Linked DNA regions of Homo sapiens: region 1 is linked to region 2. A link is an interaction called in ENCODE POLR2A ChIA-PET data of the cell type or tissue named here. Cell type or tissue: PC-3. All regions are shown on one strand. Each heading gives the region's core, and the rest is flanking DNA. Links, peaks and the distances in the headings are about the cores only.

The links. ChIA-PET counts read pairs that join two places held together with the same protein. Peaks named below come from ENCODE experiments on the same cell type or tissue, not always from the same donor. Only the 100,000 strongest peaks of a DNase experiment are listed, where the experiment ranks them.
Region 1: POLR2A ChIA-PET joins it to region 2 with 5 read pairs; 2 of 35 experiments call an interaction of 5 or more read pairs at or near these places.

The regions. Positions count from the first base shown.
Region 1 is chr1:117,338,623-117,353,924 of GRCh38, forward strand. No RefSeq gene overlaps it. Among named protein-coding and RNA genes, the nearest start is that of MAN1A2, 21 kb to the right of the region's middle. In PC-3, for the core only: no CTCF peak of the experiment used is centred there; a DNase peak (open chromatin) is centred at 8,009; H3K27ac peaks cover 730 bases.
Region 2 is chr1:117,561,608-117,576,909 of GRCh38, forward strand. No RefSeq gene overlaps it. Among named protein-coding and RNA genes, the nearest start is that of TENT5C-DT, 37 kb to the right of the region's middle. RefSeq lists a silencer at 1,314-1,558. In PC-3, for the core only: no CTCF peak of the experiment used is centred there; a DNase peak (open chromatin) is centred at 9,634; H3K4me3 peaks cover 1,173 bases; H3K27ac peaks cover 1,592 bases.

The DNA of each region.
Region 1 (15,302 bases), core at 3,542-11,541, 220 kb before region 2:
GATGAATTAAACCAGATCAGTGTACACGATACCTGCCCCAGAATATTAACCTGATGGACAATCACTGATTATCAGTGTCTCTTTGAGGAGACTGTGAAAACCTTATGATGACTGAAGGGAATAAAAAAAGACCATGAAATAATCTGTGTATAATTTCAACTGGAAAAATTTGGAAGTGGAATGAGTTGTCTCTAGGCCTAGATGTTATTAGCAAGTATGCTTTAAAATAACATATAATGCTATAAAGCAATAGGAAGATAACAAAAGCTGTTGGAGGGGGTGGGGCATGGTGTCTCACACCTGTAGTTCCAGCACTTTGGGAGGCTGAGGTGGGTGGATTGCTTGAAGTCAGGAGTTCAAGATAAGCCCAGCCAACATGGCAAAACCCCATCTCTACTAAAAATGCAAACATTACTCAGGCGTGGTGGTGCACACCTGTAATCCCAGCTACTTGGGAGGCTGAGGCATGAGAATGGCTTGAACCCAGGAGGCGGAGGTTGCAGTGAGTTTAACATTGCACTCCAGCCTGGGTGAGAGAATGAAACATTGTCTCAAAAACAAACAAACCGAAAACAAAGTTGATGGAGTGATTCCAGGCTGGTACTTCCCAAACTTCTGACGTTCTAGTACTACCACCTTCAAGATTTTGGCCACATCCTTGTATTTAATGTTTTTCCTTAAATTGGTGAGTATTTTAAACTTACATATACTTTTTTAAGGAAGAAACTTCATATCATGACTGTAAAAGAAAACCAATATCATTTGCCATAAATAGGAGGTAACAATAAAAACAAGTACTTACATAATAAAAACCAAAACAGTGTTGTAAAACCCTAGCTAGATACCATTACAAGCCAAAGGCTCTCAGCCTGAGGCCTTTTCTCTCTTTTAAAAAGGGAGATTAGCAAGTGATAGACCATACAAGGACCAAATGGAAACTTTCTCCTTGGAATAATGAGCAGGAGTGTGATAGAAGTGGAAAGGGAATAACTCTCTCACTATGTGATTCAATGCCATTTAATGTTGTTGTCTGGGTATCACTGATAATCGTCTCCAGTGTCAGTTAGGCTCAAATCATGATTTGTGTTCTGTATACGGTGGGAAACACAGTTCTTGACCCTCTTAGAGTGATGTAAACCTCATCCACCTGGAATGGAGTGAAAATAAGATGGGAACTCAGAGAAAAAAAGGTATTTAAAAACTCTAAAAAGCAGATTAGGAAAATTAAGAAGCAGCAACACGGCAGGAGCAAAAGATACACAAACATAAGGCAAAACATAAAAGAAGGTGAGAGGATAAACTCAATGTTTGAAAGTAAGCAAAGACAGCTCACAAAAGGAAGAAGCAAAGCTAATTAAAGACTGAAAGTGGATATGAAGTGACATCACATCCAATCAAGATAAGCATGAACAGAAATGCAGAAAGCTATCCAAATAAGCACATGGGCTAAGTCTGTAGGCCACATCAGCTGTTTACTCCCTGCCCTCTGTTCTTGAGGGAAAATGGGGGAGGTGTGAGAGAAATGGCTGACACTTCCGTGTGTGCATCATGAGATCATTACACAACTGAACCTGCTGGTGGCAGGAACAGGACCGACTGAGAGTCAGGCATTTCAGCTACTTTCAAACAAACATATTCTTCATTTGCCCATGATTTAAAAAATGCGCATTTGTCCAGCTGAGTTTTACTTCTCAGATAGCTGTTTTGCATGTAGAATTTAAATTGCCCAGTACTTAATTTGTTTTTCTAGAAGGCAATAAAAGGTAATTTATAACTGGTAGGTTCGGTGGCCAGAGAGAGTGATAAAATTCTAAACCCAAGGCATTGGTATTCAGTGCTTTTAGCTATTCCTCTATATAATCTAGTTTACGGCAAAGTAAAGATGGGTCACTTGGGGCTCCTATAGTTGCCATTTATGCCTCAGAAAATAATTGTTAATGATTGGGGCAAGGTAAATAAATAGAAGACCAATAAAGCTCAAGGTGAAAGCTGTGTTCAGATCACACCAGAAGCTACACATACGCTAATTAACATAAAACTGTTTCATTGGTGTAAACATTCCACTGTCTGGATTGTTAACAGTCGCATGGGCATAAAAAACATCAACATGTAATAACATAATTAATGTATCTAATATAAACTTTATAAATGTATTTTTAAGCTTCAAGACAGTGTTTCTCAAGTACTGTTACAAATGTGGTTTTCTGAATTTTGAATCCTTTCAATTTTCTTTTGTTCTCACATTGACAGAATGAAGTGGGAACCATACTGATGATAAGACTTGCTAGATTTTAATGTAAAATAATTTTAGAATAATATTTTACATTTATATAGTATGTTACAGTCTATAGAGTATTCTCACATCCCCACTGACCTTCACCATGACTCCGTAAGGCAAGTAGACTTTACAGAGGAGTTAACAGGCTCAGCAAGATTAAATGACTTGCTCAAGCCCACACAGCCAGTAAGTGAGGCTGACATTTAAAATGAGCATGTGTTGAAGCTAGTGTGTGTTGTCAGGGGAGAAGAGGCTGACTATGGCCTCAGAAACCTCACAGGTGACCTTACTTCATGAAGTCCCCAGGTTATATGATCTGTCCCTAGCTTGTCAATGTCCCAGAATGTTGCAATCCAAGTCAACCGAAGTACTCTGATCAAACCCATAGGAGACTGAATTCTAAACCAGTAAGCTGGTTTGTTTGTTGTCAGAAGCATTACTGCCATGTGAACCGGAAAGAATGCAGTTGCTGGTACCACCAGTATACTCTCTTCCTGTAGGCAGAATTACATGGGATGACGCACTACAATCACGAGATTAAATGATAGGCATGGAGGGAGACTAGGAGACAAATGTTGAGGAGCGGGCAAGGAAAAAAGTGACATGTATTGATACAAGATGCCTATCATTATCATGATCAATTTCATTATTACCTGTACTTATTATCTTCATCTGTCCCATTCTAGAAAGGAAGAAATTGAGACACAAAAAGATTAATTAACTTGCCCAAGCATTTGTTGGATTTCATTTTTAGGTAGCGCTTCCTGAGGTGGATTTCTCACACTTAAGCCAGAAGCTACTTGCTCTAATTACAGCAGAAAAAAAGATAGAACCCACATAGTGGGTTGGGGCATACGAGCTTGCAAGGTGTAGATACATCTATGGGTAAAAACCCACATTAAGGGCCAGGATGATTCACTTTGAGTCTTGGCTCCTCAACTGGCAGCATCAGTGAATTTATGTTATGTATTTATTTAAATGATACCCTCAGAAATGTAGCCCCCTCTGTAGGTGATCTTATATAATGGAGCCAGCTGAGAGGTGGTTCAGGACTTGAATTTAAAGTTTTCAAAAATTTCCTGGAAATTTTTTATTAAAGAGTGACATAAATACCCTATTACTAATATTTAATCTGATGAGCAGCCATAGGGGACCTTTATGCCTTCTCCTTTTGCAATTTTATAGCTTCTACATTATTTTTTAGAGGTTTAAATATATCAGCTCTTCACGACTCCGTAGGTTTTAATTATCAAAGCAGCTACATCAATTTTTACCAAAAGCAGAGTGACCTTATTTTATAACTGAAACAAAGTCCAAAGCTTGGTCCCAGCAGCAGGCAGTTAATAGGTCATTCCATAAAGATTTATGTACACTTTGTGGATACAGAAGAATTTTAAATAGGGGAAGTCAAACTTATGGACTCACTTGTCTTTCATTACTTTAGGCAAGATAGGATTTACTTCAATTAAGAGCTGTATCCTGGCTAAATGGGGCTTATTTTTATGAAGACTCAAAAAAAAATACTAAATTCAGCAACTAATCTTAATATACCTTTGGGAGTAATAAACACAATAATCAAGTTTTCTTTTGTTTCAGCATGAAGGTAGCTTCACTGTGGGATGAGAGAAACAGGCAGTGTTTCATAGTTATATTTATACACCTGACATAAGAAAAATATTCCTCCAAAGCGAAAGCAAAACCTAGGGCAGAAATAGCTGGGTGTTGGAGGGAGGTGGGTATGTGTGTAGGAGAGGGTGAGGGACATGTTTCTATTACCTCTTGGATCTAGCAATATCAATACCAACCTATCTTCTAGCTCATTTTGCCACCGCAAAATTCTTTAGGAAAAAAATCTGTGATTAAAATCCTCAATCTCTGCAACCCCATTCCCATCACCATCCTCTTCCCTGAAAAAATCTGCTGCCAGTGCCTCTTCCGTGATCTTTTCTTGTGTGGGTTTTCTCTCTAGAATAACAGCTAAATCAGGCAAAGGTCTTAGGCACAGCTCACTGCTTCAGTGACTACCTTGAGACCAGCTGGGGACCGACAGTCTCAGACTCCAACCAGTTGCCACAGATGCAATTGCTTTGAAAAGCAGATTCTCTTCTCTGCTAACCTCATGCAGAAAAATGAAAATGGGAAATGCAGTGATATTTTATTTTTCATTTTCTCCTGCTCATTCTAGGAAATAGAACCAAGGGAATGTATTGGAGTGAAACAGGGTTTTCTTAGTAAATAAACATTCCACCTGCCGAATCAGTACCAAATGCGGGTTTGAGAGTATTCTAAACAACACTATATGGCCATTCTTCATCCTCTTATCTGTGAGGGACTAGGGCAGTGGTGGAGGGAGTGTGTGGAGAATAAATGGTCAACACTTAGAGAATAGACCTCATTATGCTCATTTTTTAAAAAATAGCATTCAAATGGGTGTAAACTTTATAATTTTGTCATTCCAGAGAGTAGTATCCTTTTAAACATGTTTTGGATGTGGTATGAGGAAATAAGATTGTTGTGATGTTCTAAGGTCTCTTAATTAGGACTACTGGTATTTTCTGCAGTACAAGATATCCATTATTTGCAATTTAAAGCCCAGAGCACCTTTCCTCACAGGTGGGAGATGGAGAGAGGCCGCACTTCAAAGTGAGAAAGATACAAGCGCAACTGGAATGGAAGTGGCAGCTTGCTACCTAACAGAATCCACATCATTTAGCCCCAATGCAGTGAACACATGCCCCTAATAACCTGCCTTATTCCTGGCTCTCTTTCCCACCGTAAGCTCATATTGCCAGTTAGTAGTCTCTTGCATCTCCTGAGTGGCTGTGCTTCCTTAGTGAGGGGGCTCGCTGGGGCCTGGGTGCCTAAATAAGCAGAGATGGGGACACCCTGTGTGATCCTGCCATGTAATCACTGCATTGTCTTCACTGCGAGAAGGGCAAGGGCCTGGTTCCCTACAGTCCAGATGTCTTGTGAGCCAGCAGTAAATATCACCCGGATTAATCAGACTGAGAGAGATGCTGCTTAACTCAGGGACTAGAGGAGCTCAACCTCAGGAAACCAGACTTCAGAATGAGAGTCAGAATGATGGGAAGCTGGAGGGCAGAGAGGGGGCAGACCTGCCTTGCCAGTGGGAGAGAAGGCTGGCATCTTGGGAGGTGAGTTCAGTGCAGTGGTTATGAGTTCAGGCTGTATGGCTAGGCAAGCTGGTTTCCTACTGACCAATTGATTGTGGGCATATTTCTAGAACTCTACAGTTTCTGTGACAGCCCCAAGTTTCCTTCTCTCTAGAATGGAAATAACTATGTTCTGAAAATCCAAAGAGACAATGTATATAAATTGCCTGGCATAAAATAATGTTAAATATTATCATCACAAGCAAGTAGAAGCCAGGTACAGTTGCTCACACCTGTAATTCTAGGACTCTGGGAGGCCAAGGCAGGAGGATTGCTTGAGCCCAGGAGTTTGAGACCTGGATAATATAGTGAGACCCCATGCCAACCAAAAAAAAATTTTTTTTTAATTAGCCAGATGTGGTGGCATGAGCCTGTAGTCCCAGGTACTTGGGGGTGTGAGGTGGGAGGATCGCTTGAGCTGTGGAGGTTGAGGCTGCAGTGAGCCGTGATCATGCCACTGCACTCCAGTATGGGCAGCAGAGCAAGACCCTGTCTTAAATAAAAAAATAAAAAAATAAAAAAAAAGCAAATAGATATGGGTTTTTTAAATGGCATCTGGGATGAGACTGACAGTTATTTTGTCCTTGTGCCTAAGTTCTTCCTTCAGCAAGTAGATAGGCACGTGCAGCTGGACTTTAAATTATATCTTTTACTTTGGTCCTGCAAATGTTGATTTTTGTGTTGGGTTAATTTCTGTGTGGAGGAGCTGGCATGAAGGCAGGCTGAGCTATCAGTTGGGGATTTTCCCTTTATGCTCTGCCTGGTCTCTATAAGTTGTCTAATGAATATCAATCAGTATTAATAAATGTCTACCTGAGAGCATTGCAGAGCAGTAACCACTGACCTTTCATCCTGTCTCCCCTGTTTTCTGGGGTTTTGATAGCTACAATTATAGTTGTAACATCCATTTTTATTAAATAAGAAAAGGGACACAATTAGGAAATTGAAAGGTTTGGTTGCACTTGGCTATGCTGCTTTATAAAACATGTACTGACTATTAACGCTAACTCTGCCAGCTGCTTTACTCATACTATTTTGGTCGTTACAAAAACCTACAAGACAGTTATTTTAGCTCTACTTTACTGAGGATCAGAGAAGTAGCCTGTTTTAAGTTAACAGCTTCAAGTGGCAGAGTCCTAATCCATCAATAGTTAGAGCTATCTACCTATTTGCTCCTCAGATATTTTTGGATTGCCTCTTATGTGTTGTTCACTGTACTAGGTGCTGAGGGGATAAAGGTCAGTGACACCGACCCCATCCTGGACCTCACAGAGCTGCTAGCCTGTGAGGCTAGCAAGGCTGAGTGGAAGGCTGAGAAGCACGTAGGCAATTGCAACTCCATGTCACAATGTAGAGGGTGTGGGGTGACACAGTCATCCCAGGCAGAAAGAACAGCCTCTGCAAAGGCCCAGGGGTACAAAAGAGCAAGGCACTTTGGGGGAAGCGCAAGGAGTTTGCTATAGTGCTAAGTGTTATGTGATAAATAAGGGCACAGGCAGAATACTGTGGTCTCTCAGCGCAGAAACCCACTATGTCTGTCTGGGGAGTGTTAGGTTGAATTTGAATTTATTTGAGGAATTGTGCTGTCAGACTCTCGAATATTTTGCAAAGCAGTAATAATAAGCTCTGGGGATGATGATGTTCATTTCTCTGATTAGAGTTTTCCAAAAAGGAGTGGGACTTAAGGCTCCTCCAGGTTTGTTTCATGTTCCTGTGCCCCAACGTGAGCTGAGGGGCAGCTCTGACTGGGTCCCAACACATCAAGTAAGACATAGCCGAGACCCGACTGGCCAATATGGTGAAACTCCGTCTCTACTAAAAACACAAAACATACCCGGGCATGGTGGTGGGTGCCTGTAGTCCCAGCTACTCTGGAGGCTGAGGCAGAAGGATCGCTTGAACCCAGGAGGCAGAGGTTGCAGTGAGCCGAGATTGTGCCACTGCACTCCAGCCTGGGCGACAGAGCAAGACTCCTTCTCAAAAAAAAAAAAAAAAAAAAAAAGACATAGCATATGTGTATGTGTAGATGCATATGGAGGTCCACTGTGGGATCCTGGTGTCCCAGAGGGGTTAAAATATCTCTCCTAATAACATCATTTGGCTCTGTACACCTAACACTTTTGTGCCAGACTATTTTCTTGAGCTGGTGAGGTCCAGACTCATTATGTCTTCATAATAATCCTATCAGGTAGGAGCAATTACTCCTAATGCTGCAGATGAGGAAATTGAAGCACAAAGAATTTAAGATATCTATGCTCACGCAGCAAGTAGGTACTACAGTCAGCACTTACTCTCAGAGCAGTGTGGGCCTAGAGTCTGTGCTCTTATTCGTAGTCCTCTACCCCAGACCATACCTCTCCTCCCATCATTGCTGAAAATTTAGAACTTTTAAAAGTTCATGGAAATCATTTACATAAATTATGAAAGATAAAGCCACAGTTCTGTTCTCTGGTACATATGAATCAAGACCATTTATGGGCAATCTCAGAAATAAACCTACCACATCCGCCCCCAGTGCTTTTGACTCATTACCTCTATCCCTTTGCCAAACAACCAGATGTTGTAAAGCTGGTTACCTTCAATGGAGCAGTAAGCAAAGGCACCCCACTCAAACCTTGTGATCTATCACGGCAGTGGAGTCACTGCCTGTAGGTGGATTGTTTTGTTTGTTTTTCTCCCAAGCCTGAATCCTGGCTCCCCTGCAGAGAGAGCTCCATAAAGGCTCAGCCAAAGGTGAATGGCAGTGACACTGTGGCAGTCTTTTGTTCCTAATGAAGCACCTTAGGGTTCATTATATGACCAGGTGCTACCCCAGGAGATCCTAATTTAGTAGCTTAGGGAAGAAGCTGAGGCATGCAGATTTAAAAGCAAAACAAAACAAAACAAACTCCATGGGTGATTATGATACACAGATAGCACTGAGAACCCCTGGAATGGGTTAATTGGATGGAGGTCTTTTACCTGCCTGTGAAAGGTAAAGAATGCGTGACATCAATAATGATAATGATAACAAATTAAATTAGTAGAATGAATGAATGCTTCCATGAAGTCTTGGGATTTAATTGCTTCCTATTTGGTAATTTAATTAGAAATAAGCATATTTGGGGGTCTATAGTTCCCAGCCTCAGCATCATCAAGAGACCCATCTTTTATAGGAAGTTATGACCTGGCTTAAGTTAGTTCTCTCTGTGTCCCTCACCCATAATTGACTCTCAGCTCTGTGCCCCTTGGTTCATCTTCCCTACAGGTTGCATTTAGATTGCTCCCCAATATTCCTTTTTCTATCTTTATGCCTTGCATAGTTTGATTGGTTACCTTGGAGTCCCCAGCTCTGCTTTTATATATACAGTAGAATTAATTTCTTCTTCTACTATTACATTACCCTAAGTGAACCTGATGCCCAGGAGCCGCTGTGACTAACCCATTTCCCTGTTGCCTACAGAAATCAGTAGATAGAGAAGTTAAGGCAGAAGAGAGGTTTGGTTTAGATGTAGAAAACAACTTTGTATGAAATAGCAAGACAGACATTTGAGGAGTCTTTGTTTTACCTAAATTGATAGAAAAAAAGATAGTCATCATCTTGTGGGGACCTCGTGAATATCTTGCTGAAAAATAAGAGAAAGCACTAAAAGATCTTCCTAAGTTACTTGTTATTGTGTTATATGTTATGTTATTATGACTAACATTGCTTCTGAGGAAATGCAATAATTTTTTTTTCCTGTTGGATGCTGATTCTATCTTTGAATCTTGATGAATCTGTCTTAGTGTGTGTAAATCTTGTGTATTATTCACATCCACTGGTGCATCACTCTCCTCCTTCCTTCCTTTCTTGCATATACATTTCTAGGAAGCATGAAGATTAGAAGGAAAAATTACCAAAAAACATAAAAACAAAAACAACTCAACTGTAATACATTTCTGGCTCAACTGGAAAGGTAAAGAACTATAATTTAATTCTCTTGGCCTAATTTTGTCCGTGCTGTTTAAAACCATTAAGTGATTATAATTTTGAAAAATACCAGAGAAGCATAGTGCACCTGCTCTTTCAGCTTACATTATAGAGAAGAAGAAAACTACAACATCTTGATAGCAGCACCTCTGTGTTTTTAGTAAGTCTCCATTAAGGGAGTGATGCCTATGTAGCAGATGAGAATGAAACGATGTTTTGGGTTGGGTGACAAAATCTAACGATTGTCACTAAAGGAGAAGAGCCCACCTTGCTATTTCGCTTGCACCACCCTTCAATGGAAAGGGCTGCAATTGAAGAAGCAATATGATCTGGAGCAAAATTATATGATAATGGTTCATAACAAATAGTGGACTCTGTGTGTGAAATTTAATGCAATATCAGTCCTCGACTAAGTGTTAACATTAAAAGTCAGATACAAAAAGATTTTGTCTTTTCAAAACACATCTTTATCATCATTCAAGAGGCATTACTAGAGTCAAACATCTCATTATAGCTCTATTACTACCAGGAAACTTCCAGTCTGCAGACTTCCAAACAAATTCCCTTTAATGGGAATTAAACCAAACCAAAAGGTTTTGTGGCTATTTGAGCAGTCCTGTTCTGCATTACAGGCTAAAACTTTACTCAACTTTTTAGCCTAATAGGCTGCAGTTGCACAACACATTTGGAACTTTAAAATCTATATCTCATTTGCATTTTGGAATTGCTATAAAATAAATACAAAACCTTAAAATTAATAATTAGAAATCTGTAAGTCCTTTAAACCTTCTTCATGCTGGAAGATAATAAGTAAAGTACCTTTGGAATAATAGCTCCTTAATTTCCAGCATTTATAAGTAACCTCAGTTTGGATGTATAATATGTACCCAACTCCCTAACTCCAGTCAATGCAAAATCACTTCTGAAGGATAAACACACATTGTAAACTCAAACATTAGTTTAAAGTAATTAATAGCAACTAAGAAAAAGAAGGGAATGTATGTGCTATGAAATCTGTGACTGTAAGAAATCACAGGTCAACAGATTGGATTTACTTGATCCTAACAGCAGCTGTACACAAAGGAAAGCAGTCATGGCTGGTTTATTACCTCAGTAGTTAAGCATTTAGGAGTGTTTGAAAATCCATTATGTATAGGAAAGTAAGAAAAGCTGGCCAGGTGCGGAGGCTCATGCCTGTTAATCCCAGCACTTTGGGAGGGCGAGGTAGGTGGATCACCTGAGGTCAGGAGTTTGAGACCAGCCTGGCCAACACGGTGAAACCCTGTCTCTACTAAAAATACAAAAATTAGCCAGGCGGGGTGGTGGGCACCTTTAATCCCAGCTACTCAGGAGGCTGAGGCAGGAGAATCGCTTGAACCCAGGAGGCAGAGGTTGCAATGAGCTGAGATGGTACCACTGTCCAGCCTAGGTGACAAAGTGAGACTCCATTAAAAAAAAAAAAACTGCAATAAAAATCTAATCATAAAGAACTATCATTGTTACTTGAAAAAGTATTTAGAACGTACATGCTTCTGACATTCTTAAGGTGTGATTTCCTCTAGATTACTGAAAAATCCCCTAAGCATCAGTAGTTTAAAATAGAATGCTTTTAGATAGATATTTTTAAAAATTGATTTACATACTCCTTGTGTACTGAATATAATTTAACTTTTTAATGAACAAGTTTGAATGTCAGAATTGAGGGACTAGCAGTTAAGTGCTCTAATCAAAAACAAGGGAAGCAATATCTTCTTCTCTCCCCTACCCACCACATGTGCTTTTCCTCCACAATGCCATGTATCAAGTTGTCTAGGGGAGAACTACGTATGTTATCTTTGATCCCCTCTGCTGCCATCCAATCAACTACATTATCTGAATGCTTCTTTAAATGCCTGCTCTTTCTTTGCCAATAATACTGCTATAGTTCAGGCCATTAATATTTCCATGCTAGATGACAGGAAGTTTTCTAACGGGTTTCTCTGCCTTTATGTAGTCTGACCACCCTGAAGTCCTTTTCCATTTTACAGCCAGAGTGACTCTTCTAAAAATGCATATCTGATCTAATCATTCCTCTGCTTAAAAACCCTTTAATGGCTTCCTACTGCTCTCAAAATAAAACCCAACTACTTAATGTGGCCTCTTTCAGGCCCTATATGATTCAATTCACTATTACGTGCTTTTTGTCTGCTTGATCTAGCTGTTTCTGATTGTTAAAATCTCTCATTCATATGGTGGGCTTGTCAATTTATCTTGGTAATTCTAGAGGTTTTGTTTTCTATAATGGAAAGCTGTATTGTTAGGTACCTTAAACTTCTTGGTAGTGACCCTCTATTTCTATTAATACATTTGATTTAAAAGACTATTTTTTGTCTGATATTAGTAATGTTTCATCAGCTTTCTTTTTGTGTGTATTTCGATAACTCATCTCTTTTTATTCTCTCATATTAAGTCTTTTTGTTTAGTTTTGTGGGGTTTTTTTTTTTTGAGACAGGGTCTTGCTCTGTCTCCCAGGCTGGAGTACAGTGGCAGCCTCAACCTCCTGGGCTCAAGTGATTCTCTCATTCAGCCTCCCAAGTAGCTGGAACTACAGGTGTGTGCCACCACACCAGGCTAACTTTCGTATTGTTTGTGGAGATGGGTTTTTGCCATGTTGCCCAGGCTGCTCTTGAATTCCTGGGCTCAAGTGATCTACCTGTCTCAGCCTCCCAAAGTGCTGGGATTCCAGGTGTGAGCCACCACACCTGGCCTAATTTTGTGGTGCTTTAAGCCAAGCTGATAATCTCTGTCTTTTAAAAGTAATTCAAGTCTGTTTAGTTATTGTGCTTATTAATACAGATTTGAAATTAATTCTACTTTGTTCGTATATTTGTTTTCTTTGCTATAACTTTTATTTTTTATTTTTTGAGATGGAGTCTTGCTCTGTTGCCCAGGCTGGAGTGCAGTGGCACAATCTCAGCTCACTGCAGGCTCCGCCTCCCGGGTTCACACCATTCTCCTGCCTCAGCCTCTCAAGTAGCTGGGACTACAGGCACCTGCCACCACGCCCGGCTAACTTTTTTTTTGTATTTTTAGTAGAGACAGGGTTTCACCATGTTAGCCAGGGTGATCTTGATCTCCTGACCTCGTGATTCACCCGCCTCCGCCTCCCAAAGTGCTGGGATTACAGGCGTGAGCCACTGCGCCTGGCCTATAACTTAATTTTTTAAAACTTTTTCTGCTTTCCGTTAAGTTATCAGTTTTCTATATCGGATCTCCCCAACACTTGGCCACTCTTTCCTCTCTGCTTATTTAGAAGCTCTAGATGATATTTTATTAATATAAACTATCTTAAGTACAAAGTATTCAGAGAAGCTACGCACAGTGTGGCATGTTCCTGTAATCCCAGCTACTTTGGAGGCTGAGGCAGAGGACCCCTTGAGCCCAGGAGTTCCGAGCCAGTGTGGGCAACATAGTGAGATCTTGTCTCTAAAAAACAAAACAAAACAAAACAAAAAAAACAAAACAAAACAAAAACCAAAGTATTCAGACAAAGTAATTATTTCTAGCCCTCTTCCAAACAAATATGACAAAGTCCTTAGCTTACTTTACCCATTTTACACTTCCTTCCCTCTTGTTATTTTTTTAAACAAAAAGTGGTTATTATTTTTAATTCTACCACATATTTTAATTTCTTCCCTCACAAGTATCTCTTATATGTTTTCCCTCTGGGCTTATTTTTCTTTAGCAGTTCTTTGGGCATCAGTCTGTTGGCAGTAAGCTCCCTTAGTCTTTCATGATTGAAAATATCTGTTTTGTCCTCTCCCTTAAATGGTAGTTTATCTGGAAATCAATTTCTTGGTTGATAGTGTTTCATTCAGCACTTCTATCATTTAGTTGTCTTCTTGTTTCTATTGTTGCTTTTGAGGAATCTAGTTATAGTTCCTTCGTAGATAATCAGTATTTTTTCCCTTTGGTAACTTGTGATTTTATCTTTATCTTTTTTGTTCTGTACTTTCACTATAATGTGACAAAAGTGTTAGTTTATCTTTATCTGTGTGCTCAGTACACGTGATGTTCTGATGTTTTCATTAGAAAACCTCAGCCAATTCTCTCTTCCTTTGTTTTTTTTTTAAGACGGAATTTCACTTTTGTCGCCCAGGCTGGAGTGCAATGGCATGATCTCGGCTCAATGCAACCTCCGTCTCCTGGGTTCAAGCCACCATGCCCAGCTAATTCTGTGTATTTTTAGTAGAGAGGGTTTTTTACCATGTTGGTCAGGCTGGTTTCAAACTGGTGATCCACCCGCCTCAGCCTCCCAAAGTGCTGGGATTATAGGCCTGAGCCACCGCACCTGGCCAGCCATTTCTTTTTCTTCTCTACTCTTCCTTTCAGTGTTTCCTTCCAGAACTTCTATTACACATATGTTGGAGCCACTCAATCTAACCCCAGGAATCTGAACTTTTCTTTCACATTTAAAAATCCCTTTATTTTTCTAAACTCTGTTCTGGGTGAATTCTTTTTTTTTTTATTTTTTTTATTTCACTATTGTTTCTTTTCTTTTTTTTATTATTATTATTATACTATAACTTTTAGGGTACATGTGCACAATGTGCAGGTTAGTTGCATATGTATACATGTGCCATGCTGCTGTGCTGCACCCATTAACTCATCATTTAGCATTAGGTATATCTCCTAATGCTATCCCTTCCCCCTCCCCCCACCCCACAACAGTCCCCAGAGTGTGATGTTCCCCTTCTTGTGTCCATGTGTTCTCATTGTTCAATTGCCATCTATGAGTGAGAACATGCGGTGTTTGTTTTTTTGTCCTTGCGATAGTTTACTGAGAATGATGATTTCCAATTTCATCCATGTCCCTACAAAGGACATGAACTCATCATTTTTTATGGCTGCATAGTATTCCATGGTGTATATGTGACACATTTTCTTAATCCAGTCTATCATTGTTGGACATTTGGGTTGGTTCCAGGTCTTTGCTATTGTGAATAGTGCCACAATAAACATACGTGTGCATGTGTCTTTATAGCAGCATGATTTACAGTCCTTTGGGTATATACCCAGTAATGGGATGGCTGGGTCAAATGGTATTTCTAGTTCTAGATCCCTGAGGAATTGCCACACTGACTTCCACAATGGTTGAACTAGTTTACAGTCCCACCAACAGTGTAAAAATGTTCCTATTTCTCCACATCCTCTCCAGCACCTGTTGTTTCCTGACTTTTTAATGATTGCCATTCTAACTGGTGTGAGATGGTATCTCATTGTGGTTTTGATTTGCATTTCTCTGATGGCCAATGATGATGAGCATTTTTTCATGTGTCTTTTGGCTGCATAAATGTCTTCTTTTGAGAAGTGTCTGTTCATATCCTTCGCCCACTTTTTGATGGGGTTGTTTGTTTTTTTCTTGTAAATTTGTTTGAGTTCATTGTAGATTCTGGATATTAGCCCTTTGTCAGATGAGTAGGTTGCGAAAATTTTCTCCCATTTTGTAGGTTGCTCATTCACTCTGACGGTAGTTTCTTTTGCTGTGCAGAAGCTCTTTAGTTTAATGAGATCCCATTTGTCAATTTTGGCTTTTGTTGCCATTGCTTTTTGTGTTTTAGACATGAAGTCCTTGCCCATGCCTATGTCCTGAATGGTAATGCCTAGGTTTTCTTCTAGGGTCTTTATGGTTTTAGGTCTAACATTTAAGTCTTTAATCCATCTTGAATTAATTTTTGTATAAGGTGTAAGGAAGGGATCCAGTTTCAGCTTTCTACATATGGCTAGCCAGTTTACCCAGCACCATTTATTAAATAGGGAATCTTTTCCCCATGTCTTGTTTTTCTCAGGTTTGTCGAAGATCAGATAGTTGTAGATATGCGGCGTTATTTCTGAGGGCTCTGTTCTGTTCCATTGATCTATA
Region 2 (15,302 bases), core at 3,961-11,960:
CCCAGGCAGGTGCTGTGTGAGTCAGATTCAATGTGTACTTCTCATCCCAAGGCCACTCTTGGCATCAGATGCAAGGCTTCCACCTGCCCCAGGGGGTTGATGGCTCTCCCTGCACCCTGCAGGTATTAAGCTGTGCACCAATTCTGGCAGCCAAGCCAAATCAGAAGCCAAAGATGGAGGATGGAGTAACTTGAAAGCACTCTCTACCGTGAGAGCTTCCTGTGTGCCAGCAAAGAAGCCTTATGGTTTCTGGGGCCCAGGCTGGTCTCACCCAATGCACAGACCCATGTTTGAGCAGAGAAAGTTCTGTTGGACCAGGATGCGCCAACCACAGGAGGGAAGAATAAATACTTGAGAAATACCTACTAAGTGCCAGATGCCCTGCTGGGTGCTTTACATGCATTATCTCTAAGCCACACAACAGCTCTGTAAGCTAGGCCTTGGTCCATCTTGTAGATGAGAATCTGAGGCTTAGAAAGCTTAAGTAACTGGTCAAAAGGCACACAGTGCGAAGTGGAAGATCAAGGATCCATCTACCTTCACAGCCCCATATTTCTTCACTAAGATTCCCCTGGCCCATTACCAGAAAGAAGTGTGAGGTGGGCAGCTGCTGGAGGCTGAGAGCTAGTGGTTGATGCAGAGGTCACAGGGAAAAATATTCTAGAACATGTGTGCTCTCAGAGCACAGCCACAAGACTGGGCTAGAGGCTACTCAGCAGCACAGCAACACCTAGGAAGTTTCAGCAAATGCTTTCACCTTCACTGTCATTGTTGTCATTGTCATTATTGTTGCTATGCTGCATAGCCTGATGACTGAGGAAAACTGTGCACATCCCTTCTTTTATTTGAACTTACTCTGGGAAGTAGGTGTTACTATTCTGTTCATTTTTCAGATGCACAGAATGAAACTCAGAGCAATCCTGTCTCTCAGATCCTTCCTTCCTAGCAAGCTAGCTTTGGGCTAGAGAGCTCTCAGGACAGCCCCTCGCAGGGATGGGTGCAGGGCCTGGAGTAGGCTCCCCATCCCCGTCAGTGAGGGGCCCTGCCAAATATGTGTGGGTGTGAGCCCTCACCCAGGTGAGGGAGGAAGAGGACAGGCTGAGTGGATTACTGAGCATTTGAACTCAGCCTCAGAACAGCAAATATTGATTCAAGAAGCTGCCCAAAGGAGCTGACATTTTTATAGTCAACAAATAAAGCTGAGCCCCTCCCTGGCCCCCCAGTCAAAGGCCCTTTCTCTCTGCAGCTGCCAGGGTACATTTCTGTCACCACGTGTAAGAAGAGGAGGAAGAGCTGGTGGGAAATGTCCACAGGGGCCTGGTTGGCATCATCACCTCACCTTTAGGGAGAAGTGGGAGTCCCAGGCCCCAGGGTGTGACCTCGGTGAACCAGCCAGCTATCTGACAGGTACCAGAGTCCCTTGAGTTGGAGCAGAACCTGGCACCGGAGCCCCCAAAGACAACACACCCCTCCCACACACAGCTTCCTCATGTGGTGGCTTTTGGCAGCCTACACAGTTCTGGTTCCCTCATTCATGGACGAGGACCTGAACTCCAAAGAGAGATGGCTTTCCAAGGTAAACAGCCAGAGAGCAGTGAGGGCTGCCTAGCTCCTCTGTTTCAAGGCAAAGGGAGGATCTGCGCTCACTAAGCTACTCAGCTGGGAATGAGAACTCATCATCTGCCAGACAGCTGTCCTTGCCCTCTGGGCTCAGCCAGCATGACCCACAGCCTGGCATTCCTGAGCCTGCCTTCACGCTTTGTCCAGCAGGTCCCTTTACCTGAAATCCTCCTACCCAAGCACTTTTGCAGGAGGACTCATCATGCATGACCCTGCTCACTTTTCACCTCTTCAGGGAATCTTCCTAACCCGCTTCCCACCCTCACTCCCGCCTCTGGCAGGCAGAAACCACTGCTCCTTCCTTGGTGCTCCCAAAGCACATGCTTCCTTCCTGTCTTGTGGCATTTATGCTATTTTGCCTTGGGTGGATCATTTCTTAGATACTTGTCTCAGTCCTTCTTGGTCAAGAGCTGCAGCAAGAGGTTGGTTCATTTCTGTTGCCCCAACGAGCCTAGAAAAGCCCCCAGCACTTGGCAGGTGCTCAGTCAATGCTTGCAGCGTTGAGTTAGAATAATCCAAAACATGTGACTAAGAAACCAGAGTTGCAAATTCAGCTGCATCTAGACCAGGTAAGGAAGCTGGCCATGCCTCAGGCAAGCCCTCCCTCAGGAGGGAGATTTGTGCGGGCCCCAGGAACTCTGCCATTATTTCCTTTACTGGCCCACCCCGCCTTCTATTCACCCATCTATCCATCACCTAGGGGTTGAACTTCTACTCTGTGTCTGGTCCTGGTTGAGTGCTAGGAAGGCAAAGGCCAGGGCACACACCCTTGAACTCTTCCTGGAGCTGCTGGAGCATGCCAGGGTATGTGATGAGGGGAATCTAAGAGGCCTTTTGCCTTCAGACTTGTCTATGGGTCAATTGCGGTGAGCTGTGGCTCCAGGGACTGTGGCTTTTGGGCTTCAGGGAAGAGAGGGCAGCTCTTCACTGGACTGGCACCAGGCAGAACTGTGGAGTAAGCTCCATTATCATTATTGCTATTCACCGAAAGTCCTTCCCCTTCTAGGCATGTGGCAGGATTAGATTTCTCTGCCCCTGTGGTTGGGTGGGTCCATGGAGCTAGCTCAGGGGAGCAGTGGCACAGATCACTTCTGAGCTGGATGTACAATTGGCCAATTTAATTGCCCGTGTAAGACCCTCAAAGGTGCTTTTCTCTTGAGTAGGCAGCTCTGCGCCTTGAGGTTATTCAAGGATCAGCCGTGGGTCCCAGCAGTGGATCTCTGCATCCAAAAGTATCCAAGGCAGCTCCCCAAGTGGCACCATTTCCCAGAGAGCAGGAAGGGGAGCCAGGTGTGCAGGCCAATGACTTGTCTTTAGGAAGATGACCCGGAGGTGTCTTTGTTCACGTCTTTTAGCCTGCACTTTGTCACATGACCACACCCACCCACAAAGGAGCCTAGGAAATGTAGTTTCTAGTGGGGCAGATGTGTGCCCATCTTAAACTCAGCCATGTTCATTACTAAAATGAAACAAGGGAGAATGGATACTGGGGACAATTCGTGGGCTTCAACAGACTCACTCACCATCTCTCTCTAAACAAATGCCTGATTCTCCCAGACAAGCCCTGGCCCCTCCCTGAGACCGGCTGAGCTGCTGACCTTTTCTCTCCTCTCACCATCAGCCTTCCAGCTCTGAATGGCCATGAGCAAAATGCCTCTCTTCCTAGGGCTTCCTTTCCTTATCTGTCAAAGAAGGGTTTAGAGCAGTTGATTTCTGAAGTTCCTTCCAGAACTAACATTTGACCACTGTGGTTACGGGCAAGTCCTTTAACCTCTCTGGATTTCAACTTCCTCATCTAGAAAATAGAGATAAAAATAGTTCTTACCTCCAAGGGTTGTTGTGAAATCATCTATGGTTATGCCTGACATTTAAGAAATAATCAATAAATGTTTGCTGTAATCAAAACAATATGAGTTCCATTTGTCACTTCCTTAGAAAGAATCTGATGTACTCATTCATACTAAGGTCTAAGGCAGAGTCAGCAGATATCCGGCACAAGGGCTGTCATAATCCTCTCTTCTGTTACCGACATCACTGATCAATGAGGGCATTCTCCTCAGTAAGTGAGGATACAGCCACTGGACGCAGCCTCCTGGCTTTTCTCAACCTAGGGCTGCGGCAGCCTCCTCCTCTAGGAAGCCTTCCTGGTTCAACCCCAGGCATGATGAAAAACAAAAAGCCCACACATACCCCTAAAATGGCTCTTGTTGCTCCATATTATGTTTTCTTTTTATTTGTTAGTGCCCCAGCTAGACTGTGAGTTCCATGCTAGAGGGACTACAATCAGTTTCTCTATAGCCTAGATGAGTCTGCAGAACATTGCAGATGCTCAAAAAGTGAATTCTAGATCCTGTGGCTGGCAAGTAGGGGATGTTTGGGGGACGGGCAGTGTGTTGGCTTTATAAAGTGGATGGCTTTATAGAAGCCCATGTTCCTTGCCTCTGGAAGCTGCTGCAGGAGCTGTGGGGAGGGTCTCCCTGCCCACATTTCCCCTGCAGGGTTCCCTGGGCACCTCCAAGTGAGCTGGTGCAGCCACCACACATGGGGAGAGAACAAGGCCAGCAAACATGGAGGCCCCAAGACTGCTCCGAGGGAGATGCCCTCCCCAGGCCCCGTGGGTATCTGCTTGCCCCGCAGGCTCCCAGCTGCAAGGCAGTTCCAACTTAGCAACTAATGGACCTGCGAGAGCTCAGGCACCTGCCTTCTGCTCTCACAGACCTGTGCTCAGCATCACCTTGGCGATAGAGTGGAACATGGGGTGGAGTGGGGGGAGCTGCCATCTGTCCAGTCAATGCAGAGAGGTGCTCCCTGCTGGGGCTCAGGCAGGCCAGGGAAGGGGGAAGGGCAGTGACCACACTGCCTTTGGGGGATCCTGTTGAGCTGCATGGAGTGCTCATGGACACAGGAAAAGCTTGGCACCTGAGACCTGGTTTCCAGTGTCCTGGCTCATGGCCAGACAGTGTCGTCTGATTTTTTTGTCTGTGGAATATGATTGCCAGATCTGGGTCATATGTGACCCATGCAGAGTAAGCGATGAAGCCCCGGGAAGGCCTGTGTGTGCCATCTGCCTACCCTCTGGCCTGTCACAGGCCCTGAAATACCAGAATCAGGACAAAGCCAGGAGGACCCCTTGCTAAGAAAAGTTCCTGGTTACTCAATCTATTATTGCAGCTGAAGAATCTGAGACTCAGGGAACATTAAGTGACTTCCAAAAGTCACACAGCTTGGAAAGCAGGCCATATACCTCCAAGCATAGGGCTTGCCTCACTCTCCCACAGGACTCTGCAGCAGGGACCTCCATTTCTCTGCCAAATCCTTGATACCACGCTCTGGTAGCAGACACAGAATCCAATGGGCAAAGGGTCACTTAAGAATAATATTTTTAAAATATTAAACATTTTATGTCCATGAACTGGAGTGATCCAAACAGCACCCCTGGGCCAAGTGCTGGGGAGTGGGATAGGTGTAAGCCATGGACTGTGACCTCCAGGACCTCGGGGCTGGAGATGGACTCACAACTACTGGATGGTGGCACCTCACGTATTCAATGATGGGTTGGTGGCATTGCCCCTGGCATCCTTGGATAAATAGTAATATTAACACAACATACACCTGTTGTGCAGGAAGAGTACGTATTGAGCTGTGTTTTGGGCTTTCCCTTCACTCCCACTGCTTCCATGTTTGCATGGTGCCTTCTCCAAGGTCAGACAGAGCCATCCATTGCTTTCAAGAGGATTGGGATGTTACAGCAGGAATACAAAGGAAAGAAAGTCATTACGCAGATTTTTTACTTCCAAAAGAGGTTTTTAAGTCTCCCTTTCAGGAGCAATAGTTATGAAAGTCATTGCTTTTAATTTATAAAATCAAGGAGCATTGAGTGGTAAAAAGATTTTTTGCTAATCCAAATTGATCACACTCACTTATTCAACAGCTATTTACTGAGAACCTGTTTTGTGACACACTGTTCTGGATACTAAGGCTGTTGTTTGTCCATATACACAGTGGGAAAGAGAACAGATAAGGAATTATTCTGCCCCAGGAGGGGTTGGGATTACCCTGCCTTGTGGGCTTGAGGGTGGGGGTAAAGTTGAGGTGGGGAGTGTGGAAGGAAGAGATGGAGTCCAGTGGAGCCTCCCAGACCAGGCGTCTTTGGGAAGAAGAGGGAGTCAGTGTGGAGGACACTGTCCAGCTCTGCTCAGGTACCTACAGCCTCCCATAGACATGGCATTGCCCTTGGGGGGGAGTCTTCATAGTGCATGGAATCTGTGCCAAGAACTGGCACAGCCCCTGGCATCCCGTGGTGTCCTGGACCTCCAGGAAGAGAGGTGTTCCTCCACGCCTCCGGACTTGACCCTGCATGGCAACGCCTCCTCTTCAATGGCCCGGGACACTCAAAAGCCATGCCCTCCTAGAGGACGGGACCCAGGCTGGCCGGAGGGGACATACTTAGATGGAATTGAAGAGAAGCAGTTGAGAATTTCCGTCTCAGCGCACAGTGGGGATCACACATTCATATTGGCACTGTCCGCCTGACACCTGTTACACTTCCCTGTGCCATGTCACTGCCCCCTGCTCATGATGCTCCCTACCTTTGGGTCCTAGGTACTGCCGCTATTTCCATTATGGACAGAAAGTTGAAATTCCAAGTGCGTCGCTCCTTTACCCAAGGCCATATGTTACCAAGTGTCAGAGCTGGAATTCACCCCCAAATCTGATTCCAGAGTTCTGAGTCCCTGGCACCACTGCACTGCTTCTCAGAAACGTTCCTGTCAATGGACTAATAAGCTGGACTGCAGGGAGAACATTTGTTGGTGACAGAACCAGGGTCCAAAAAGTTTTGTCTAGCCAGAGTGATGGTGACTCTAACAAGACGAGTATGAATCAGGTCCAGCTACATAAAAACCCAATGCCCGAGTCATGGTTGGGTGGCAGCAGGCCCAGGGCTCCCCCTTGGCAGCTGTGCAGGGTGTGGGGGCTCAATGGGACATGGAGCCAAACTGGCCCTATTTGATCCTTGGCCACATTGGAGCCCAGAACAAGAGAAAGAGAAGTCACTTTCACTCTGCATTCATCAGTCCATGCAGAGAAGGCAGAAAACCTGGAGCCTCTTCAGGGAAAGAAAGTGTAGAAAGAACCTGAGCTCAGGCAGGCCTGGGTTCCCACATCCCTCCACCATGTACCTGTGTGTGACCTTTGACAAATTACTGATCTCCCCAACCCAGTTTTCTTGTCCTGTGAAATTGGTTTAGGAGTCTACTTTGCCTGGTTGTTGTAGGGGTTAGAGCTAAATAAGCTGTAGAAGGATACCTTCTAAATGGTATTATTCAGAGGAAACTAATCAAAATGTTGATAGCTGACTTGTTGAAAATCAGTCACCAGGAAAAGGAATTAAGCTTGTTCCATATCCAACCAGAACCAAAGAATGATTAGAAGTGGCCAGGAAATAGATTTTGGTTGGACTTAAGGCAGCGATTCCTGGCCTGGGCTGCATCAGGAACAGGGAAGCAGGTAGGCCCAACAGCTGCTTGGCCCATATAGGAATCTGGAGGATCGAAGGTGATGTTGGGCCAGAGCACTTCACAGCTCTTTCTCTTGAGGAACTTAACATAAGCTAGTTTAGAAAGGAAATTAATTTAAAAATCCTTTCACCTTCACATTCAAGGGAAGATGTCTGCACATAAATCTATGTCTTCATCTGTACTTATCCTCAGAATAGATCAATAGAAGTCCTGGATCAAAGGACATCAGCACTTTTAAGACTTGTCCTACATATTGCCAAGTCGTTTTCCAGAGAGATTGCACCCATTAAAAATTCTACCAGTATCAGGCAAGAGCACCCCGTTCCCTGTGTCCTCCTCATCATGGAGAGTTAGCTTTCGAGATCGTTTCTGTGTTGGTGGTAAGAAGGCACCCCATTGCGGAGATTAAGTAAGCATGGTGTCTTGGCTTAAGTTCTGGGGGCTCTGCCCCCTACAGGCTGTGTGACCTAGGGCTGGCTCCTCTGCTTCGGTTTTCTCATCTGTAGGATGGGAATACATCATGGACTTGTTGTGAGGCTTAAATAAGAAAATGTCAGCTGTGTGCAGCATAATACCTGCATTATAATATATAATATATAAATTATGTATAATTATAAATGATATATAAATTATAATATATAAATAATAAGTACATTATTTGCATTCCATGTGCATTATTTGCATTCCTTAGTTAATAGTGAAGTTGAACTTTTTTTCATTTGCCTTGCCTAATAAAGGAGAACTCTGGCAAAAAATGTGCTTTTTTTTGCCCATTTTACTGTTGGAGCACAGGACTTTTCTTACTGATCGTTTAACATGTCTTCCTCTGCTAGTTATATAATATTAGACCCTCTAAATTTTGTTACTAGATACACATCAGCATCACCTGAGAGGTTTTAAAAGTTAAATCGATGTCTGCAGGTAAAGCCAGGGCATCAGACTGGACTTGGGACGATTCTCCTTTGCAGCCAGGGCTCAGATGCGGTGTTCTATTTTAACATTGTCATTTGCTTGCTAATTTTGTTTATATACACTTGAGGTTCAGAAGTTTAAATGTTTGTGTATGTAGCCATATTTCTCTTCCTTTTCTTTTATGACTTCTTCAGTATCCTTTATGTTTAGGAAGTTCTCTCCCGTGCAAATAGTCACAAGCTTCTCCTGGCTTCCTGTGCTGTGATGGCTTCCCGTCTCACCTGCTTGTGTGATCTTGGCAGGTTGCTGAACCTTTCTGGGCTTCCGTTTCCCCTAAGGGAGGGAGTTGGACTAAATCAGACTTTTCCAAAGTCTTCTGAGATGCTCTTTTGGAAAAAGATTTTCCCAGCCAAATAAGTTTGGAAAAAGCACATTAACATGTCAAAAGTTCTGAGAAATATTACAGTAAAGAGAGATTACCCAGCATTTCCACTCCTGGGTATATGGCCAAGAAAATTGAAAACATATGTCTGTACAAAACTTGTCTATGAATGTTCATAACAGCATTATTCATAATAGTCAAGAGGTAGATACAACCAAAATGTCCATCAACCGATGAACAGATAGCAAAATATCTATACAATGGATATTATTCAACCATAAAAAAGAATGAAGCACTGATTCATGCTAACCTGAACAAACTTTGAAAACAATGCTAAATGATCACAAAAGATCACATAGTCTAATTCCATTTATAGGAAATGTCCAGATTAAGTAAATCTATAAGGATAGAAAGATTCATGGCTGCCTGGGGTGGAAGGAATTGGGAGGAAATGGAAATGACTGCTAATGGGCATCTGGTTTCTTTTGGGGTATAAAGATGTTCTATAATTACATCGCACTGATGGTTGCACAAGTCTGTGAATTACTAAATACTAAATAATACTAAAGACAACTAAACTGTGTACTTTGAAGGGGTGAATTTTATGGAATGTGAATTATATTTTATAAAGCTATTTAGAAAAGAAAAGAAAAATTAAGACTTTGGAAGAGCTGGGTCCTTCCCAACTTTGTCTCTGGCTAATCCCAGGACCTTAAGAAAGCTTTCTTCCCAGCATCTTCAAGCCTTCGTTTCCTTATCTGAAAAACATGGCCCATAACACTACTTTGCATTGTGCAGTTGAAAGAACACTTCATACCTGCTTCTTGCAGCATCTCCAAGAAGAGGTTAAAGCAACAAATGGAATCTGAGGTGCTGTGAGGGCAAGTTGCCTTGGCTCGCACAGCTGCTAAGTGGTGGTGTGTGGATTTGAATGCATTTCCGTCAGGCTGGGCACTGTGAATAATATCTGCCCAGCCTGGGTCACTGGGTTGCTGAGAGTTTGTGGCAACACCGTCTGAGAACCTGCTCTGAGAACTGACAGGTGCTCTGCCGTGTGGTGTATCGTTCTAGCCAGTGACGATGGGAGAGGTGTGGTCTGGGAGAGTCACTCCACACCCACTTTTTCTGAGGCTGGAACAGCATTGTTTCCACCTGTGTGGCCCCTGATCAGCTACTCTGAGCTTTACGTTCCTTCTTGTTAACGTGGGAAGGTTTGTTCTTATTTCATGGGAGCTGCTGGGGACTGATATAACCGGTTTATTGAGTGCTTACCTGGTGACCTGCGCTCCACTGGACACAGGACCTGCAACTGCAAGTGGCAGCCTCAGTAAAGCTCACAGCAACCCTCTGAGTGAGGTGAGGTCACTCCCTTTCACAGAGGAGCAAGTGGAGGCACAGAAGCTAGTAGGTTTATAGCCTGATTTCTTTCCATTAAACTTTATGTTCATTGTTGGTCTTTGAAGAGATTATTAAAGGCTATATAGTACTCTGTCATAGACATGTAACTCCTTTAACCATTTCCCTTGTATTTGACATTTGTTCCTATGTTAAGACACAAACAGTGCTACGGTGGACAAACTCATAAAATTCTGTGCACCTCTATGCCTATTTCCTTGAGGTAGATTCCTAGAAGTGGAGTTACTAGGTCAAAGGGCATGAACTCATTTACTGCTGCCTGTGTGCTGCCAAGCAGCTTTCCAGAAGAGAAAGGCTGAGGCCCCGACACTCCCACGAGAGGTATACAGGAGATGACCGTGCAGGAGGATTGGAAACCAGGCTTAGCTCTGTTTTTTCTCTCATATGTTCAGATGATCTCACAAAGACTGATCTTATCCAACCTCAACTTGTTAAAACGTACAGTAGCAAGTAATCTGGAATAGTCAATTCTGTGGGCCTATTCTGTGGATCTCTGAACATCCACAGGTAACTTCCCATGGATGCTCCTTGGCCAGTTAGACAAGTCAAGGGGGAGTTAGTCCTGCAGGAAGTCTCAAGCCAGAGACTCTGTGCTGAGATCTGAGGTGTCATCTGCCACATGAAAATGCCAAGCCTGTACGTAAGAAATATAAGACTTGTCATCAAACCTGCCAGTAATGATAAATTCTAACATTTATTATTTACTTAATAAATTATGCATATTTATTAGTGTAATCCTGGTATTAATCTTAGGAGGTGGACTTTATTAGTATGCTCATTTTAATAGTGGGAATGAGGAAACTATATAAGATGCAGAAAGTGGCTTGTCTGAGGTCACGCAGTTAGTAAACAGGTGGTGGATCCGGACCGATTCTAGTCAGTCTGACTCTACGGGCCACATACCCACCCACCGTACTACACTGCTCTACTGTCTGGCTGATAGGCAACAGATACTCTAGGCCAACCAGTCTTGAGTTCCTGGTAAACACTGCTGAGAACAGCACTGGAAAGAAGCTTTGGCAGCACCTGAGGCAATCTGATGAAGTGCTGTTGTCCACTGGATGAGACAAAGTATAAAACGCAGATGGCAAGTGGCTTTTATCCCTTTCCTTGGCATCCGGCAAAGGGTACATTCCTTGTACCTCTTCCTTGTACCTCTTCCCCGTGCTACCAAGAGTGACCAGGACTAAGAATCAGTGTGGCCACCAAGATCCTCTGGCTTCTGCCTAACCATGCCCATCTGCTCTCCTCCCTCCTGCGCAGGGCTGTGGGGGGTGTGGTGTGCTGGTCATGTTCACTTCCTGTTTTGCTGGTGCAGCAATGTGCAACACTGAGACCTGGGCCCTGCATGGCAGAAAGCACTGTGCTAGCCCGGTGTGGTGGGAGCACAGCATATGCTCCAAAAGATGGATGGAGAGAGGAAAGGCCAGGTATGTGCATGGATAGAAAAATGAATAAATAGGTCAATAAAGAGCTCAGGCCAGGTGCAGTGGCTCACACCTGTAACCCCAGCACTTCGGGAGGCTGAGGTGAGACGATCACTTGAGTTCAGGGGTTCAAGACCAACCTGGGCAACATGGTGAGACCTCATCTCTACAAAATATATGTGTATTAGCCAGATGTGGTGGCACATGCCTGTGGTCCCAACTACTTGGGAGACTGAGGCGGGAGGATCCCTTGAGCCCAGGAAGTTGAGGCTACAGTAAGCCTTTTTCTTGCCACTGCACTCCAGCCTGGGTGACAGAGCGAGACCCGGACTCTAAACAAATAAATAAAGAGCTCAGCACCATTTTTTTCACTAGTCCACACTACACTATGAGAGCTGGGGCCCTACTGCTTCATTACCTGTGGTGTATCCAGGGTCTAACACTAATTGATGCATGGTTGGTAGGGGACAAATGTTAGATGAATGAATGGTGGCAGGTGCTGTAGGACTGTCAGACATTTGAATAAGGCATTCCATTTTCTGGAGTTAGGAAGGATGTCCCTGCGTGCGGCTTTGCCCCAGGCCCCAGCCAGCTGTGGGCCTGTGGGTCTGTGGAGGGGATGAGGCACTGCTTCCACCATCCAGGTCCAAGAAGCCAGGCTGCAAAACCCAGCAGGACAGCTTCCTTTCATCTGTGGGGTTTCCCTTCAGGGAGGGCGTGACTCACAGAGGCAAACTACTCCAGCTTCCCGTGGCCTTGAGTTCTGCTCAGTCTGGCTCTCAGAGGCCCAGCCTTACGGCCTCAGCCTGCCCTGATCCCAGACCTCGGTAGGATGCTAGGGCAGGGGTTGTCATGTCAGGGATTCCATCAGTTTCGTCGTTTTTAAACTTGAGTGTGCACGGGAATCCCCTGGAGGTCTTGGAAAAACACAGATGCCTGGGCCCCACCCCTGGATTTCTAATTCAGTAGGTCTGAGGTAGTACCCAGGAATCTGCATTTCCAACCAGTTCCTGGGTGATTCATCTTTTGAGAACTGTGTTAGGCCCACCTCTGCCAGGCATTATCAATTCCACGTAAAAGGGTGCTTAGGCCTGATGTCACCAGCAAGGGGTTCTGGGAGCCTCTGTAGGCTGGTGGCTGCTGTGTGGCTCAGCTTGGACCCTCAACACCTGCTGCCGCTGCAGCCACTGGTATCTGTCATGTCCCATGGACCCTTCCCTTCCACCGTTCCTCCCTGACCACCTCTGCTTCCTTAGCCCTCTGCTCGGGAGGGTGCTCACACCTGAACTGAGCTTGGGAGCTCCCTGCCCAGTAGAGAGAAAGAACCATTCACCCTCCTCTCCTCCCTCAGCCTTTGCTAGGACCCAGCTCCATCAGCCTTCGGGGCCCCTGTGGAGTTTCCTGTCATGGCCAGGCCCACCATGCCCCGCAGGATTGCCTCCCTCCTCACAGGCCTCCTATCACAGGGTGCTCCCTCGGCTGCCTCTTAAGCCCCATCCTCCTTCTCCTGCAGCTTTCCCGCCTGTCTGTCCTCCCTTCCCACACACACCCAACTCTCACCAGCCTGGGCCTTTGTCTTGCTGGGCCCTGTGTTTGGCCAAGGCAACTTATTTGGAACTTTCCTCCAACTTTGTGAAGGGGACAGTAAGTAAAGGGACCAGGACCCAAGGCTCGGGAATGTATTGGTCCTGCTGGGAAATGCTTGCTTCCTGTGGACCCAGCTGAAAAGTACATAGGAAGCAATTATTTAACAAAGGGAAAGGTAATAAAAGAGCTCAATAAATATTTGTTGAATAAGGGAACACAAAAGCTGCTTTACAGATGCACAGCCAAAAACACCTCTTTAAAAAAGCACTTTGATTCTGTGAGAGCCCTGCAGGTATGCATGCAAAGCCCTTGATCATTTGACCCCAAGTGGGGAAATGAGAATCCCCTACACAGGACATTTCTAGGTTGGAAATTTTTCTGGCACAATGATTGCTTGTGAGTTCTGTGGCAGCTAGTGCCCTAGGCTAATAGGTGCTAAACATCAAAAAGCATCCTAGAGATAATAAATTTGGGAAACACTGACATAAATAAATATAAACTAGTCCATGTACTGGGGGGACTTCTCTGAGCCTGCCGTAGGGAGGCCTCAGGCCATTCCCAGGTTCTTAGACCTTGAGAACCTGCCCCCAAGCCATCTGCCCAGGGGCTTGCATCTGCTCGCTAGGGCTGGGAACCTGGGGGAGGGTAAAGGTAAGGGGTAGGATGGGAATGAAGGCAGTTTTCCATTTTCTCACCTAGCTTCTGATTTGTGCCTAGGAAGGAAAAGATTTCCTTTTCTTCCAGGCTTCCACCAGCAAGGCCTTAGAGAGGCTTCCCCCTTCCCTAGACTCCCACAGAGATACTGGGGCCTTGGGGGTGACTGCCAAGAAACCTGAGTAGCCTGATACCCAGGTCAGAGGTCTCTCTGTACACACACACACACACACACAGAGATACACACACACACACACACTTGCAAGCACGTGAGCCTTGCAGCCACAGGCCACTGGAAATGGAGTCATGGTCACCCCACATGGGGACCCTTGATATAGAGGAAGACTCTAGCGGAAATATGGGCAGACAGCTGGACGAGAGTTTGGAAGAGCATTCCCAGTGCCCTCGATGTGCACTCTCCTCCTGTCTGGACACAGGGCAGGCTGTGTTCTGACAATCCAGGGATGTGAGGTCAGGAGCGCAGAGCAGGGTGGAAATCACCAATAAGAGAGTGAGCTGGAAGCTGGCATTCTGGGGAAGGTAGTGCCATCCCATCCTCCCCCTTCCCAGCTTCATGGCAGCCAGTAAGCTTTGCCCTCTTTGAGGACCTGCATCCCCCAGGGACCCGGTCAAGGCAGGGTGGGGGTGGGTGGAGCCCCTGTTGGGGAGAGCTGGGCTACGCCCAGGCCCTGCATGGGAGATTAACCACCAGGGAGGGCATCTGTGCCCAGCCTGGGAAGCTTGGGCTCCTGGTCCTGCCAGTTCAGGTTCCTCTTCTAGAGAAATGTTTTCTCTGGAGCTCTGGGAAAAGAAGTTTTCTGGGACACCTGTTGAGTGTTACACCCACCGTTCTGTGGTTAGAGGAGAGGGTGTGCAGAATCCCTCGTCACCCAGCTGGTCTGAGACAGCAAAGGTCAACACCAAGCCTCCTTGGCCTCTTGCCCTGTTGGGGGGCACCCAGAGGACGGTGTCCCAGCTCCATTCCAGTAGAGCTGCAGGAGGAAGAAGATGACCGGGCGATTTTGACTCCCAGGAAGGGACTTTCAATTTGAGGCCAGATTAGGGTTGGAATGGGGTGGGAGGTAGTCCTAATTGCTCTGGAGAGAAGCTCAGAGATGGGGAGGAGTGGGGATAGAGCAGAGTGGAGGCAGGGCTAGATCAGAGTCTTCTGAACACCTGGTAATGGCTCACACCGGCCCAGAACCTCATTCACCTCAGTCAATCGTCATCCAGTGAGAGCCTCTCTGGCCTGGAATGGGCCCCTTCCCCCAAGTGGTCAGTGGATGTATGGCTGTGGGGCCTCTGTTTATGTCTTCCCAGGCCACCCTCCATGGGCACAGTGTGGTCGCAGGTTAGGCTTGTCCATCATAGCAGCCCCCATCCCTGGAGACCACTGGAGAGCTGTTCCTCTCTTTGCCCCCATTCATCTGGCACCCACCTGGGACAGGCCCTGCCCCAGCATGATCTCCCATCTGCCTCCTTGGCCCTCTTCTTGCCTGCAGCTGTCCCAGGGCCTTCACCTCCTCTTGTCCTCATCCATCCCGTTTGCTCCATGTTTGGAGTCTTGGCAGGGAACCTTCATGCTTAAGAAGGGAGTGGGACATTAAGAAAGACAGACTGGTGCTGATGGGAGTCCCCAGGTTCTTGCTGAGAGGTAGTGACACCTCATTAGACAGGCACAGATGGTTACTCAGGGCCCCCTTACCTTCTGCCATGGCAGTGCTGGTAGGGAGGACCACGTGTGTCTAATAACAGCCAGAGTTCCAGCTGCCTTAGCCTTTCCCC